2 separate regions of the Homo sapiens genome follow, and region 2 is linked to region 1. A link is a loop called in an ENCODE intact Hi-C map of the cell type or tissue named here. Cell type or tissue: heart right ventricle. All regions are shown on one strand. Each heading gives the region's core, and the rest is flanking DNA. Links, peaks and the distances in the headings are about the cores only. Region 1 overlaps FAM120AOS (family with sequence similarity 120 member A opposite strand). Region 2 overlaps FAM120A (family with sequence similarity 120 member A).

Region 1 (8,335 bases), core at 63-8,062:
GGGAGACCAGCAGACTGGAGCTAAGCAGGGAGTCTGCGATCATGGAAGAGAGCAAATTAATCCACACTAGGGATTCTAACCTATAATGTTTACCTAGCACCAGCCCTGTTAATTAATTGTCAATTTAAATTACCCAGAAGAACACACACATCTGTAGGCCTGCTTCATAAATGGTAGATCAGTAACTGACCACACTGCAGCCGTGTATCGGCAGTTGAGTTTTTTGGTCTTCAGGCTCTGCTATCTCTCCAGTACTATGAGTTATCAGCAGTAGCAGAGGGTAGGAGAGCTCCACAGAGATCAATATTCGGACTCTGGAGACCATGACAAAATACATTTCATATTCCAAACTAATATATAAACTACCTTTTTTTTTTTCTTTTCAGATTTCCAGAAGCTGTTCTGTCAATAACAAAGTCTCAAAGAAAACCACAAAACCACCAACACTAAGATCATTCTTGAGTCCAATTTGAAAAACTAGGGTCAAGTTCTGCAGAGGCATTGAAAGGACAAGAAACCACCCTGATACCCATCGTGTGAGGGAAAATGCTCTATTCACCATTCCTCAGCTTCTGCTTCTGGTTTCAGAGTTCTCTCTATATTGGAGGGTGTTTTAAAGCTAGAGTGGTCTTTATCCACTTTTATTAACACATCTGAATGTGAAGGTCAAGAGAGGAAAGTGATATGTCCTAAGTCAGAGTAGAGTCAACAAGAAAATAAGACAAACAGCGACTGAGCCCCTGGTGTATACTGGGCATTGGCCAGCTACTGGGGATATGGAGATGAAGAAAACATAACCCTTCTTCAAGGAGCCCAACCTACCAAGGTAGACAGACATATAGACAAATAGATACTTGCATAGAAAAAAAGAGGAAAAGGGGATCAGTGTGACCTGTGTAACTAAGTACCCTATAAACCCTCCTGCAACAGATCATATTGCCCTTTATAGTGGGGATGGTAATCCCATCTGAATTCCACAGGTACTTTGCAGTCATACCACACCCATGTGTCTGTCGGTCCTGACTGTACCATTTATAAACAGCTTCACTTTCAGCAGTTCTCAGCCCTCTTAAGCTAGGGTCATTGTCAGTAGGGATACTGCTTCATAAGCACCAGCAGAACACCAAAGGAGACCATATGGGTGAAAGCAACCAGCACTGCCCTGGCGCTTCATAGGTTCTTAGAGTTTTTATCTTTTACTTTCAGTCTAACACAGCACTGCCTGCTTTTTGTTTTTGTTGCTTGGTTTGTTTTTTTCTTACCGTGTTCACCAAACTTGTGTCCAAATAGCTTTGGGCTGATGCAAAAATATCTATGTGGAAGAGAAGAGTTGTTCTCATGGAGGGCCTTCAGATGAGTGCTATAGACTCTCTAGGCAACTCCAAGAGGCTTCTCAAGCAGGGTGGGCAGTGAGAGCTGCTATGGAATCAATGGACAAACTGACAGGGACTGCTTTGAAAGACAGTACTCAGTTGAGTATATATATTCTCTCTTAAGGGCTAAAAGTTTATAATCATCCCTTAAACACTCTGTGATGGGATCTTCAGGATCATCTTTTGAAGTAAACTATATTTTACAATGTGATATAAATCAAGTGAGTTTTTTTTTTAATTAGGAATTCCCGTAAGTATAAAGCCATTTTAAGATGTACATTTTAGAGACTAGCTATTGTTAAGTGGTCTGTTACATTTGTGTAAACCATAAAGATCTTTCCAGAGGAAGCAAGTCTCTCATACCAGAATATGAAAACACTAGCCCCAGGCTTGAGTAACCTAGATCACATGAAGCTGACTTCCTCTGAGGAGTCTAGGACCTCAGATATAGGTGGGAGCACACAATCACCCTTCTGGAAACAGCTAAGACTTGTGGCTCAGGCGTTTGACCTTGCTGACAAAGGAAGAGGTCAGGGTTGACGAGAGCTCCAGGAAGAATGAAAGTGCCTCTGGAAGGCAGGAAGAAAGTTACTGTAATACTTTATCCTTAGGGTGGAACAAGAGTCTGGGAAAGCTCTGCCCTATAAAGTCCCCTTCCCCATTCCTCCCAGGTCCCAGGTGTGGTGGTATAAGGAGAGTTGGCCCAATCTGGGAGCTGAGGGATCTGAGACATCCATCTACTGCATCAGTGCACTCAGAAGTGAGGATTTTGGCACAGTTATTCATGAGACATCAGCCCATCATATAAAACATGCCTCCAGTTTGGTTAAACTAGGAAGCACTATATAATATTTTAAAATCAGTTACATGTCACTGATAAAAGACTTAGTATTACCATGATGTTATTTTTCTTGAGGCAACATGATGAAACCCATTGTCTACAAAAAATCCAAAAATTAGCCAGGTGAGGTGTGCACCTGTAGTCCCATCTTCTCAGGAGGCTGAGGTGGGAAGACTACTTGAGCCAAGGTGGTGGAGGTTGGAGTGAGCCCAGATTACACCACTTGCACTCCAGCCTGGGCAACAGAGTGAGGCCTTGTCTCAAAAAAAAAAAAAAAAAAAAAAAACAACGATTTTTATGAAAGTTGGAGAACCAGGATTAAGACTGGGTGGGAACTAAGAATGACAGGTACTTTTAACAATACAGCTGGGATGCTGTTGATGACATGAATGAACCCCACTCTTACTGTAGTCATTTGCTCAAGATTCAAAGTCATGAAAAAGAGTAGAATGGACCAAACTTAGGTACTAAGAGTCCCCAGCCTGGCAGTGAAAACAGTATAGTTCCTTTGACTTTAATATGGGGAAACAGGTTCCTGGATTGACGATCTCACCAAAACTATACACAATTTTTTTTTATTTTTTCTCAGACCTTTCAGGGATGAATATATACAATTTCTGAGAAAGAAACCTGAGTACCTTTAGGAAGGGAAAAGGAATGCTGAATATCCCCAAATAACATGTCTTACATGTTTGGTAAGACTTACTGTACCCTGTCCTAGAAGATAGAAGATGCCCTGCCCTTAGAAGACAAAGAGACTGTAGAGCTATGCCTTCTAAATCTTAAGCCACTCTTCAGATAATGGATCCCTTCATGGTCAGCCCAAACATCTCAAGAACTTTTAATTTGTACCGTTTGTCTTTTTTTCCATTTATTTAATACCACAAATTCACTTTATTATTATGAAGCCAATATCTACATCTTCTCACAAAGATTCTCTTAAGAAATGCAGAACTGGCCGGGTGCAGTGGCTCATTCCTGTAATCCCAGCACTTTGGGAGGCCGAGGCGGGTGGATCACCTGAGGTCGGGAGTTCAAGACCAGCCTGACAAACATGGAGAAACCCTGTCTCTACTAAAAATACAAAATCAGCTAGGCGTGGTGGCACATGCCTGTAATCCCAGCTACTAGGGAGGCTGAGGCAGAAGAATCCCTTGAACCTGGGAGGCGGAGGTTGCGGTGAGCCGAGATCGCACCATTGCACTCCAGCCTGGGCAACAAGAGCGAAACTCCGTCTCAGGAAAAAAAAAAAAAAGCAGAACTCCTTACTGGCCTCAAAACATACTGTGACATTTCCGTAACCTACAGGTCTAGAAATCCTGTGCCAAATATGGTTAACTTGTTTGCTGAGAAGGATGTGGAAGAACTGGAACCCTCATACACAGCTGATGGGAAAACAGTCTGGAACTTTCTTAAAACATTCTGGTAAATGGGGGCCCGGCAAGCTAGAAAGTGTGGCTATAATCCCTTGCTTTTTTCCTTTTTTAAACTTTTTCTCTCTCAGTCCTGACCTAAAGATGACCCTAGTCAGGCTGGACACGGTGGCTCACGCCTGTCATCCCAGCACTTTGGGAGGCCAAGACGGGTGGATCACCTGAAGTCAGGAGTTCAAGACCAGCCTGACCAACATGGAGAAACCCTGTCTCTACTAAAAACACAAAATTAGCTGGGCGTGGTGGTGCATGCCTATAATTCCAGCTACTCGGGAGGCTGAGGCAGGAGAATCGCTTGAACCTGGGAGGTGGAGGTTGCAGTGAGCCGAGATCGCGCCATTGCACTCCAGCCTGGACAGCAAGAGCAAAACTCCGTCTCAAAAAACAAAAACAAAAACAAACAAAAAAATTCCCCTGAGAGAAAACCTGTCTTTCCAGCCAGAGGAGCAGGAAAAAATGACCCTATGGTCTGAAGAATGTGGAAATAATCCATCTTTTTTTCTCTCTCTGCTTTCTGCCTGAGGGGCGTTCCTTTTGGCAAAATGAGCAGGCAGTGTAGGCAGGTAATCATCAGAGAGAAAGCCCATCTTTCTAAGCCAGAGGATGAGGAAAAGGGGCCCCCTGGGTGCCAGGGAGTCTGGGGGGAAATCCTGAAGAGCAAAGACCTGAAAAGAGGATTCTCTAATTCTGTACATGAGCTGAATTCCGTGCTCAGCCCAGAGCTGCACATACAAGAGACAGAGCCCAGGCAACACAGCCACACTCTGAACTGACACTCGGACCACCACCACCAAACAGAAGGCAACGCAGGACCTGCAGACTAAGGCTAACGAGGCTGATTGCCTGACAAAACAGAAAAAAAAGAAACATTCTTCAGGGAATTTTAGCAGAACACAGAGTCTCCCAACATAAAACAGACAGTCCTCACTGCACAGCAGTTCAGAACTGTAAAAATGACCTTCCAACCTGAAACTGCCATGTGCTGTTCATAATCATTAATGGGTAAAATTGTGATTTTTTTCCTGTCTTTTGAAAATTGTCAAAACATTGATAATCTTGTACTGTTAGAAATGTATAAGGAAACAATAAAGTAAATATTTTTGTACACTGTAATTTAAAACATTAGCAACACAGGGAATTAAAGTGCTTGATGTCTTCCTAAAAAAACCATCAACAGACATTTAAACAGTGCTTGCCTTCTTCAAAAGTCATGTACCTTATGATATAGAGGGAGCACCTTTTCTGTGTTCAAAAACTTGTCATGCCCCTTCTAAGTTTGGATCAGCTTCCAATATTTTATCCTTTTTGCTTTCAATGTCATGAAATATCTCCAAGTCCCTTTAACGTGAAGGTTTTTGCTGACGTTCCTTCCTCTGGAACATCTTCATCCTTTTCATCACAACCGCTTTCTTCATTTATTTGAGGAATTCACCTTCTCGGCAGCAGTGCCAGCATCCCCATAGTCTGTTTCTTCAGTGACCCCATTTATGTTTGATTTGCATTCACGTTCAGTGTTTTCAGTTTGAGTTTCTTTGCTGCATTTCTATCTTTATTTGTCAGTTTTCTCTTTTGAATATCCATTTGTGTAAAAATGCCATGTGGGTTTATCACTGGAAGACAAGGAGGCCACACAATTCACACTTTGCTGTCTGTGCGTGAAATGAACACAGATGCACAGTGACCAATCACCCGTAGGTTTTGGAAAGAAGAGGCATGATTGGTCACTGATCATGATGTACCTGTGTTATTATGTAGTGATTTGTGGACTGGGGAGCTAGCAGAAAGTTTGAACTTCATGCAATTACAGTTAATATATTCTGGTAACTCAAATTTGAACCATGTTGTCAGGGGACTGGTGTTCACCATAATAACTAAAATTTCAGAATCATGAAATGTCACTTCTGATATAGTCTATTCATTAAAAGTCAGTCCTAATTCTGGCTCACACTCAAGGGGAGGGGAATTAGGCCCCAGCTTCTGAAGAGAGGATCTCCAATTAATTTGTGGACATATTTTAGGATTCTTCAGGAAGTCCATATTCCTGAAGAATATTGGCACTGGGTATAGAATTTTGGATGGATGATTCTTTCCTATGAGTGCTTTAAAGGTATTGTTCCACTGCATCCTGGCCTACATGATTTTTTATTATATGTCTGAGATAACCCGTATTTCAAATTGTTCTTCCCTATACCGAATGTGTTGGGTTTTTTTCTGGCTACTTTCAGGATTCTTTCAATCTTTGGTTTTCAGCAGTTCGATTATGATATGCTGAGCATCTTCTTTGGATTTTGCTGAGTTTCTTGAATGTGTATTTATATTGTTTGTCAAATTTAAGAAGTTTTCAGCAGTTATTTCTAAAAACTTTTTTTGTGTCTGCACCAATTTCTCTTTTCCCTCTGAGACTCTAGTGTCAAAAAATACGTGATTTTCTGGTGTTGTCTCCCAGGATCCTGAAGTTCTATTCATTCTGTTTAATCCATTTTCTCAGTGTCCTCTGGTTAATTTCTACTGATCTGTCTTCAATTCACTGACTCTTTCTTTTGTTATTTCCATTCTGCTAGTAAGTCCATCCATTACATTTTTTAACTTCAGAAATATAATTTTTTCAGTTCTAGAATTCTTAATTTTCATAGCTTCTGGGTCTCCATCAATAACTTCTTTCTTTCTTTTTTTTTAGGCAGAGTCTCACTCTGTCACCCAGACTGCGATCTTTGCACACTGCAACCTCCGCCTCCCAGGTTCAAGCAATTCTCCTGCCTCAACCTCCCGAGTAGCTGAGATTACAGATGTGCATCACCACGCCCGGCTAATTTTTGTGTATTTTTAGTAGAGACAGGGTTTCACCATGTTGGCCAGACTGGTCTCGAACGCTCAACCTCAGGTGGTCCACCCGCCTTGGCCTCCCAAGGTGATGGGATTACAGACATGAGCCACTGCGCCTGGCCCTTTGTTTTCATCTTAAGAGCACAGTTATAAAAGTTGTTTTAAGTTGTTGTCTGATGATCCAAGATCTGAGTCATTTTTGGAATGACATGTGTTGGTTGTCTTTTTCCTTGTGAATAGGTCATACTTACCTGGTTGCTTGCGCATCTAGTAATGTTGGATCATATTCTGGATGTTTTGAATACCAAGTCCCAAGAGTCTGCAACTTGTTAAAATCCCTGGAGAAGACTGATTGTAAGCAGACAACCAATTCAGTTAAGTTCAGATGACAAACTGTCTCCCCTTCTGTGGTGGTGGTCCCGGTGGCACCACTTCAAGTTTCAAAGACTCTGTTCACTTCTCTGTATCTGCCTGTGCATGTGCGGCTTAGGCCTGAGCCCAGGACTTGTGCCAGCCCATACCCAGACTTAGGGATTCCCCTCCTCTAGCTCTCTCTTCTCTAGGATTCATCAACACACACTGCTTGGCTCACAGAAACGTCTTGGAGTTTTGTTGCCCATCTGCCTCTTTATGGTAGCATGACTGGGGTCTCCCTCACAGCAGGGCTGGGAAAGAAAGAGAAAGAGAGAGAGGAAGAACACAGGGATATCCCCCTGCATTCTTTGGTTCACAGGGGCTCCTTTTCCTGGTCCTTTGGCCAGAAAGACCGAGCTCTTCTTGGAGTTTTTACTGCACATGTCAACTGGGAAGTCACTTGACGGGGGGTTGGGGAGGGGTCTGCCTTTATATCAAAGCTGAAAGGGGCTGGGCGAGGTGGCTTATGCCTGTAATCCCAGCACTTTGGGAAGCTGAGGCGGGCAGATCACTTGAGGTCAAGAGTTCGAGCCTGGCCAACATGGTGAAACCCAGTCTCTACTAAAAATACAAAAATTAGCCAGGTGTGGTGGCAGGCGCCTATAATCCCAGCTACTTGGAAGGCTGAGGCAGGAGAATTTCTTGAACCTGGGAGGTGGAGGTTGCAGTGAGCTGAGATTGTGCCACTGCACTCCATCCTGGGTGACAGAGACTCCATCTCAAAAAAAAAAAAAAAAAAGCTGAAAGGGGTGGGAGTACAAAAAACTGGGAAACACATGCCTGTTTTGTGACTTCTTCAAGTTTTGTCACCCTCCTTCTTCCAATTTGCCTGCCATTATTTACTTTCCAGAGACCTCAAGGAGTTGGCATTTGTTTTGTTTAGAATTCTTAGTTTTCTTTTCTTTTCTTTTCTTTTTTTTTTTTTTTTTTTTTTTTTTTTTTTTGAGACAGAGTCTTGCTCTGTCACCCAGGCTGGAGTGCAGTGGCGCCATCTCAGCTCACTGCAGCCTCCGCCTCCGCCTCCTGGGTTCAAGCGATTCTCCTGCCTCAGCCTCCTGAGTAGCTGGGACTACAGGCGTGCACCACCATGGCTGGCTAATTTTTGTATTTTTGGTAGAGATGGGGTTTCACCATGTTGGCCAGGCTGGTCTCCATCTCCTGACCTCGTGATCCGCCTGCCTCAGCCTCCCAAAGTGCTGGGATTACAGGTGTGAGCCACTGTGCCCGGCCTAGAATTCTTAGTTTTCTTTGGGAGGCTGAGGCAGGTGGATCACCTGAGGTCAGGAGTTCGAGACCAGCCTGGCCAACATGGTGAAACCCCATCTCTGCTAAAAATACAAAAATTAGCCTGGCGTGGTGGTGCATGCCTGTAATCCCAGCTACTCGGGAGGCTGAGGCAGGAGAATCGCTTGAATCCAGGAGGCGGAGGTTGCAGTGAGCTGAGATTGTGC
Region 2 (8,335 bases), core at 179-8,178, 110 kb before region 1:
ATGTTCTAGCCAGAGCTTAAGTGCTCAACAGAGCAGTGGCCAGCAGCTACTATACTAGGCAGTGCAAATCTGAGTTCCAGACACAATTTTAAGAAACTCAGGAAGCAGGTTCCTTTTATCATTCCAGTGTAAGAATTCACTTCTTGCCCTACACTATCCATAGTACAATCTCCCCTCTCCCTCCATCTTTGATCCCAACTACAGGCCAGCTTCAGTTTCAAGGCACTAGAAGGAGCTGAAGCAAATCAAGAAGCAGAGAGGAAACATGGCTGCGAGCTGCATGAGGAGCAGTCACAGAGCAGAGTAGCACACTGCAGGAGGCTGGTGGGCAGACAGAGGAGGCAGAGAGGCATGCAGCTGCACCAGGGAAAGGAGAGGTGACCTGCAGACAGAGGGGCTGACCCGTCGCCAAATCTGCAAGTCACCTTTCCGCACAGTTCCCTTGCTGGCCTCCCTAACTATCCCATGTAACTGAGTTGGAAAAACATTGTTGATCAAGAGAGAAAGGCTTGCCCATCCTCAATGCAACTCCAAAATCACATCTGAACAGTTAATCCTGTTATGTGACTTGATGGGCAGATTTAGATCTGCAGTCCCAAAATGTGGGATTAGGACAAAGATACAGGTCACTGACTTCCAATTACAGCACCATCACAAGACATTGCTTCCTATGCTAAATGTTAAGACCCTTTTCTCTTTTGCAAGCCTAATACAAATGCAAAGAGAAGCACTGGGAATCTACAGTAAACTGCCTTGTTTATATGCCCAACATTAGATCTTTGTTTAAAAATGTTTCTGCGAAACAAACTGTGACAGACTTTTTATGTCAGGAATTCTGTGACCATTAGCATTTTCTATACAAGCATGATAATCTTTACCAAAAGATGGCTGCTTGGGAAAGAAACGCCACTATTAGCAGCTCATCCTATGAACACGAGGCGATGGTCAGGTTACCCAGGTGCACAGAAAGGTTCTGTTCTAGGTGGACACTCAGTGGTCTACCCTGAAAGGAGAGACTGGCCACAGCAGAGCCGCTGCTGAGACCTGAGAGCAGAGAGTCTCAGGAGGAGTGGTCAATGAGGGTCAGAGCGGGGACCCAGAAGAAAGGCCGTTCTGCTGGAGGAGGGGCTCATGAGGACAGTAGAGGAAGGAAGGCGCCAGACGATGGAGCGAAGGAAGTGCTGGCAGGCAGAAGCTCTGGGAAGGGGTGGGTATAATTACCGCCCTGGGACTTGCTAGTCCTGCTGCTGTCACTGCCTGAGAAGGCTCCGCAGTGTCCCGATGCTGCCGCCACACGGAAGGCACGGTAAGGGCCTGTTGCTACCGTTTCCCCATAGGGGCCTCCAAAGCCACAGACGCCTGTGGGACCCGGGGTAGAGAGAGAGGGGAGAAGTGTAAGGGACAGGACTCAGGGCCCTGCTGGGTATTCAGGCAGAGTGGCCCCTGCCTCCTCCAGCTGCCATGGAGGGGTCTCCTGGCCCCTCTTGTCACCTCACTGTCCTGTGCCCATGGTCCCTGGGGACCAGTATTGTAAGGCCACCCTCCCTGCAGTGGGTCATTCAACAGGGCACTAGCATGGGGCTCAGGAAGGGCCCTGGGAGATGAGTCCTGGAAGATGGCTCTCTCTGACCTGGGTGGGTTTATTTTCCCTTACACATGAGAAACAAATATATCTTAAAATGTGAGCAGAGTTTTCAGCTTGATTGACAGATTTTACGGTGCAGCTTTTGCATCTGCATCAGCAGGTCCCTCTCCCCTATCTCCAGGATTAAACTTGCTCCTCACGGACTTGAAGAACTGCTGCTGCAGGATCTCCAAGACCAACAGTGACAAGGTCAACACAGCAGATGGGCTTGCCTATAAGGGCTGCACTTTCTTTACAGGAATCTGGCATCTGTTACCCACAGGAATACGTCCCAATCAACTCACCTGCAAAGCCTCTGCCCCTGCCCTGAGAGGGTGGGACAGGCCCAAAGTGCCGGGGGTACGCAGAGGCAGGGTAGAAGGGCAGGGCAGGTGGCGGCGGGAAAGGGAGCGTGTGGCTCTGCCTGGAGAAGCTGAGCCCCTCGAGGACGCTCTGGCGCATCTTCTCTACCTTGGCAGCCTGATCAGCCTGGAAGACAAGGACCAGCATGTGAAAATGCCATCCACAGGGGGTTTTAATTGAATTTAAATGAGCACTAAAGAAATAAGATCTATCAACTATACAGTTGGTTCCCTTTATTCATGAATTCTATGTCTGCAAATTCTCCTACTTGCTAACGTTTATTTGTAACCACAAAAATCAATACTTATGGCAGTTTTCTGGTCGTCTGCAGACTTGTGCAGAACACGGCAAAGATTTTTGTTGCCTGATGCACTGACCCCAGCTGAGGTCAAACAAGACAACGCTTGCCTTCTTGTTTCAGCTCATACTGAAAACAAGAATCCTTTTCACAGTTTATTAAGTGCCACGTGTTTCACATTTTTGTCCTTTTTTGTTGGTAATTTCACTGTTTAAAATGGTCCCTGGCTGGGTGCAACAGCTCACGCCTGTAATCCCAGCACTTTGGGAGGCCAAGGTGGGTGGATTGCTTGAGGTCAGGAGTTCAAGACCAGCCTGACCAACATAGCAAAACACCGTCTCTACTAAAAATACAAAAATTAGCTGGGCATGGTGGCAGGCACCTGTAATTCCAGCTACTAGGGAGGCTAAAGCAGGAGAATCACTTGAACCTGGGAGGTGGAGGTTACAGTGAGCTGAGACCGCACCACTGCACTCCAGCCTGGGCGACAAGAGCGAAACTCCATCTCAAAAAAAAAAAAAAAAAAACCAAAACAAACAAACAAATAAAATGGTCTCCAAGTGTAGTGCTGAAGTGCTGTCTGGTGTTCCTAAATGCATAAGGAGGCTGTGATGTGCCTTACAGAGAATATACGTGTTACAGAAGCTACTGGCTGTGAGTTCAATAATAATGAATCAACAATCCATATTATATAAGGTGTCTTTAACGAAAATGCACATGAAATAAGATTATATACTGATTGGTTAACAAAAATATGTGACCAGAGCCTTGAAGGAACCCAGCACCTTGTATTGCCCCTAGGAGCAATGGTCAGTATTCACTAATTTGGCGTTCAAGGTGAATTTTAGAACATTACTACCACAAATAATGAGAAACAATGTTATATCAGGAGCTTGGCTCATCCTGGGTACTGAAGTGATATTTAGTGACACTCAGTACCAGGCCCAACCTAAAACAGAATCTTGAAACACAGGATGATAAATATGGTATAAAAGATGACAGATTTAACCAGTGAGCTTTATTTCATTGCAGTTAAAGGCAGCCACCCGGCCCCGCAGCATACCTGACCATCACAGAGGTCAATGAGTGGGGTCTTTTCCCGGCTGGCTTTGAGGAGTTTGGATTGGAAGAGCTTCCCATCAAAATACATCCAAGGACAACAGTGTTCCCAGGGGATTGGCTGTCCGCATGCATCATTTGCAAACAAGGCCATGTCTACTCCACTCATGAAGAGAGCTGATAGCTGAATTCCTCGGGGATCTAGGTTCTCAATCTTTAAATTGAAAAGAGTAATTTCTATGGAATAAGAGTACTACAGTATTAAATTCTTTCAAAGTCTTAGTAAAACTCTCCAAAGTTAACAGAATATTCCTCAACAAAACAGCACCACTAAGTAGTCCTACCATTACCTTATATTGACCTAACACTGGCCTCATTTGAACAGAAATACTTATGTGATTTAACACATTTGAATTTAAGAGAATATTTTATAAACATACTCAAGTATTTCAGGTTGGGTTTATAAAGCGTTCCGCAGTGTAGAGTAACACTGTACTTAAGGCTGACGTGTGACAAAATGAGCAATGATGTGTGGTCTCCTTAGAGCCCAGGGCTCCACAATCTCTTCGTAAAATAACACTTCACATTTCAGATCTGCACACAGGTAACGTATTAACAGAAAGAGTGTCAAAACTGAACACTCTATTAAGATTCTGCATTTTTAAATAGTTACATTAAAAGATTATTTGGTATAATTACATTCTAAAATAAATTTATACTTTATGTTCACATTATTTTATATGTCAAGGTTTTTAATTGCAACTTATTAATAAGACTGTCAAAATGTCTTTTGGAGAAATGGATAGCTTATAAATGAAAGAAGACAACAAAAATATGGTTCTTGAACCATACATACTACTAGAATTTGTGCAGACTTTTACTTCCCTCAGTGTTAAGTGCTGGGTGCCTACCTTCTATACGTAGAGCCCACGCTTCTAGTGTCTGATAAGCAGAGTGAGAAACATTAACACGAGTACAGTCAACTCTTGATCATCTGCATGTGAAAGGCCTAGTTTGTGGATTATCCAGGATCAAAGTTTAGCCCTGCTCTGGCTTTTGTCTTCCGACTTTGGTGGCTTTTCAAGAATGCAATGTTTATGGGAGATCAATCTAAGCAATGCCTACATGTGGCAGGTAAAGGGGCTTTTCATTAAAGAGAAAAAGGTCATTCTGGTGCCAAATGCTAATAAACTTACAATCATCTGCTGTTTTTGTTGTTTGTGTTAACAGTTCCTATTATCAACTAACACTGTTTCCCAACCTTTTTTTAAATTTTCACAATACAGTTGACCTTCCAAAACCTGGAGAAGTCTGTTCACCAATTTATAAAAGGTGTTTATACCTCTGGATCCTATTGTACATCACCAGCTCCTCCTTTTCCCATGCAGTTGTTGGGAAGTGAACTAAAAAATGTTCCCTTGGGGGCAGGTAGGGCTGGGGTGATAGAATTAGATGCATTTTTATATTTATGTGCAAAGTGGAGGAAGAGAGGTCATACTAGAACAAAATGGAGAAAATGTACTTGATTCATTTAGACCCCAGCCACCCCCACCTCTGAGCTGCAGAAAGGGAGAATTCTCAAGGCAGAAAGAGGGAGCCAACCCTGTTGGAAAGCAGCCAAGCACAGGTGTGGCCCATGAATGAATAGGACACCCATCTCCTGGCCCCTTGCACTGCAGAAATTATGACCACAAATCCCTTCCAGTCAGGTGGGGCTCCGCTGCTTCTAGCCCAGGGGCCTCCGTGCCCCTCTCTCTGCCCTACACCAGAGAACAGAGAATCCAGGTCAAGGATTAGGGAGAGAAAATGCTGCTCTAAAGTTGTTTGCCTGGCTATCCAAATGTTAAAACACAAAATGCCACCAACACCCTTTGTGTAAGCACATGCAGCACCATCCTAATGGTGTTTCTTTTTTTTTTCTTTGAAACAGAGTCTCGCTCTGTCATCCACGCTGGAGTGCAATGGTGCAATCTTGGCTCACTGCAACCTCTGCCTCCCAGGTTCAAGCAATTCTCCTGCCTCAGACTCCTTAGTAGCTGGGATTACAGACGTGCGCCACCATGCCTGGCTGATTTTTGTACTTTTAGTAGAGTCAGGTTTTCACCATGTTGGCCAGGCTGGTCTCAAACTCGTGGCCTCATGTGATCTGAGAAGATCCTCGGCCTCCCAAAGTGCTGCGATTACAGGCATGAGCCACCGCATCCAGCCCCTGCAGGTGTTTCTTAGGAACGGGCTGGTGCCAATCACATCCAGATTCAAACCTTTAAGACTAATGTAACCAAAACCATTTACCCGGCAAACGGCTATCTGCATTGCCAAACTGAAGAAACAGCAGCAGATGTATACGGCACACAAGCGCCCTAGTTAAAACTATTAATCTCCAAATTTGCTGACAGGAAGAATGCAGCAAGGCTAGTGTGTGTGTGTGTGTGTGTGTGTGTGTGTGTGTGTGTGTGTGTGTGTGTGTGTGTGTGTATCAAATGGCCTTAACATTAAAGGATTATACTTTTAAGAATTTTTTAAATGTTATTTATAGTTTCAAGATAATTAATGGTTCAATTAGCATTAATCTAATAGAGAAAAGTTCTTAGAATAAGAGCTTGCATAAACAATCTGAATAAAATCTTGACTGCAGTGTAAATTTGCTTCCTTTGAAAATTTTTTAAACTTACATTATGTGGTGTTTTTCTTTCCCTAAATGTTATATATAAATAATAACATTTAATATTTATGGGGAACTTAAGAAATATATATCAAGCACTGCTTTTTTCATTATCTCACTGCCATCTCTAAACAACATAGAATGCAGGCACCTCTAAATAGTACTCCCTTGTACAGACGGGTCACAGAGGGTTCAAGGTCACAGAGCTGGTAATTGGGAGAACCCAAATCTGAACCCTTGATTATAAAATAGCTGCAATATTCACATTCTAACTTCATTCTCTTATATCAATTGAGATAAAATATTCAATATCATCCAAAGTTCCTCAACTAGAGAAATACAGACAAAAAATTCTGACTTTATAAGAAATACAAATATGGAAGTTAATCTCTCTGACCGATTAGCTCAAGAACCAAATTCCAGTAAAGTTACTTTGTCCAACATCTGATTACTGGGCAACAGACTCTTACTTCAATTTGTCATATTTACCTATATGCAAAATAATTCTTACACGTATCACAGACATGTTGCATGCCCCTAATACTGTCTTTAAAGCTCTTCATTTTCCATCTTTTATATTCTGCACTTGGCATGTGAAACTGTTAAAAGAATTTAAGGCAATTATAGGAATGTCAAGGCAAGGGAGAAAGAAACTGGACAAATACTATAATGGTACAAAGTTCCTTCTCATCCTTTACCCACCCTCCTCAAAACACAGGGGTCAGTGCTAATTTTACCTTAATTACATTCATGCTGGTAACCTAGGAGAAGGGCTTAAAAAATATAACAGGAAAAATGAGGGTCATCAATCACTGTCACAGGTATTTAAGGAGCCACATGGAACACTCTCAATTATTCATGGACATGGCAGACGAAGAAAGCATGGATGAGATGAAATTCTTAAAAATTCATTGTAACTAATGGTTTCAATGTCTTGTCCCACCAAACCTCCCATCAGAAAAAGCTAACAAGAGTCCTAACTGTCACCACTGGGTTTTTCCTTCCTCTTTTCCTCCTCTGATGGCCAACCACAGAGTGGACGATAAATGGGAGAAGAGAAACAGGGTCTGGGCAATCCACAAACTGGGTAGCAGGCCCAGACACACCAGTTAACAGTCAAGAGTTGACTATATCACAAACTATGAATGGTGTATTACAACAAAGCACTGTTGTTGCTTTTGATATTGCAAAAAATTTTAATGGTTAAATGAAAAGGCAATTTTAGAATTTAATTTTCTATCACTGAATTTTGGAACCCTCAGCTCTGCATAGGAATTTTTGTAGCATTTAAATAATGATCATTCCTATCAATTCTCAATCTGATGATAGCTGAGAGGATCTTCAATCTTAAAAAACAAAAAAGCAAATAACTGCCTTTCCCCCCCAACAAATGCTATTTTTCCTTATAGCTTTCTCAGAATTTATACTAATCATGAAAATGAAGCACTTACAGGTGTAGGCTGCTCTTATTAAAGGGAACTGTCGACCTCCAGACAAGCAAGACCCAGAGGATCGATGAGTCAGACTGAAGTTTACTATACATACATATGTCTTTCTGAGCATATCTCTACAAATGTCTGGCTTTAGATGAAGAACCAGGAGAAAACCATGAAAGCACTAAGATCTCAAAAGAACCAAAATGAAAGCTTAGAGTGTGATTGTTTTTCAAAAGTTATATCCTATGTGTTGATCCAAAAATGAAAAGGATATGGGATATAAGATGAACTTTGAGTAAAAGTAACTTGATGGTGAATAAGGCTTAGTGGGCATACCTGATACCTGGCGGTCTGATTTTCAGAACTGGGATGTCAATACTGATGTAATAATCTATATAAGAGAAACAGGAGTAGAGGTAGAGGGATGGCACCACACACTAGCAAAAGTATCTCCAACCCCCTGAAGCACAATCTGTGACGAAGACGGTGGTGATGAGACAAACCAGGTGAGGACACGGGAAAGGACCTGACTTAGCACCAGCCACACTGCCTGACGGGGACACCTGACCAAACATTGAAAACAGAAACGTAAATTCAAAAACATTAAAAATAATAATTTCTGTCTAACAAACAGAAAAGCTTGATCTACAAAGTAAAGAACACAATTTGAAGTGAATTCTCCTAAGTTTTGTTTTTTTTACTTAGCTTATTTCTAAGTCACAAGAAGTCTCAGGTGAGCTCCACACAATTGAGGAGGGTCACTTAACACCAAATTACTCAATTTAACATGATAATTTAGGGAAAACTAGAAATTTATTAAGCAACAACTATTGAATACTGAAAATCTATTAAGTGAGCCTAAAATTCCCCTCCATGGAAAGAATGCCTTCATA

Evidence for each region. A loop is a pair of places that touch in the nucleus more often than their neighbours do. Peaks named below come from ENCODE experiments on the same cell type or tissue, not always from the same donor. Only the 100,000 strongest peaks of a DNase experiment are listed, where the experiment ranks them.
Region 2: a loop joins it to region 1, with 2.5 times the contacts of the local background. A loop is called at or near these places in 80 of 110 quality-filtered maps.

Annotation. Positions count from the first base shown.
Region 1 is chr9:93,439,749-93,448,083 of GRCh38, reverse strand. It overlaps FAM120AOS (family with sequence similarity 120 member A opposite strand), which reads left to right. Exons shown (of 3, transcript NM_198841.4): 3 at 387-4,752. The coding sequence ends at 473. Among named protein-coding and RNA genes, the nearest start is that of FAM120A, 7.8 kb to the left of the region's middle. In heart right ventricle, for the core only: no CTCF peak of the experiment used is centred there; no DNase peak of the experiment used is centred there; H3K27ac peaks cover 859 bases.
Region 2 is chr9:93,551,605-93,559,939 of GRCh38, reverse strand. FAM120A (family with sequence similarity 120 member A) reads right to left here. Exons shown (of 18, transcript NM_014612.5): 13 at 3,349-3,558; 14 at 1,930-2,113; 15 at 1,222-1,359. Among named protein-coding and RNA genes, the nearest start is that of PHF2, 21 kb to the left of the region's middle. In heart right ventricle, for the core only: no CTCF peak of the experiment used is centred there; no DNase peak of the experiment used is centred there.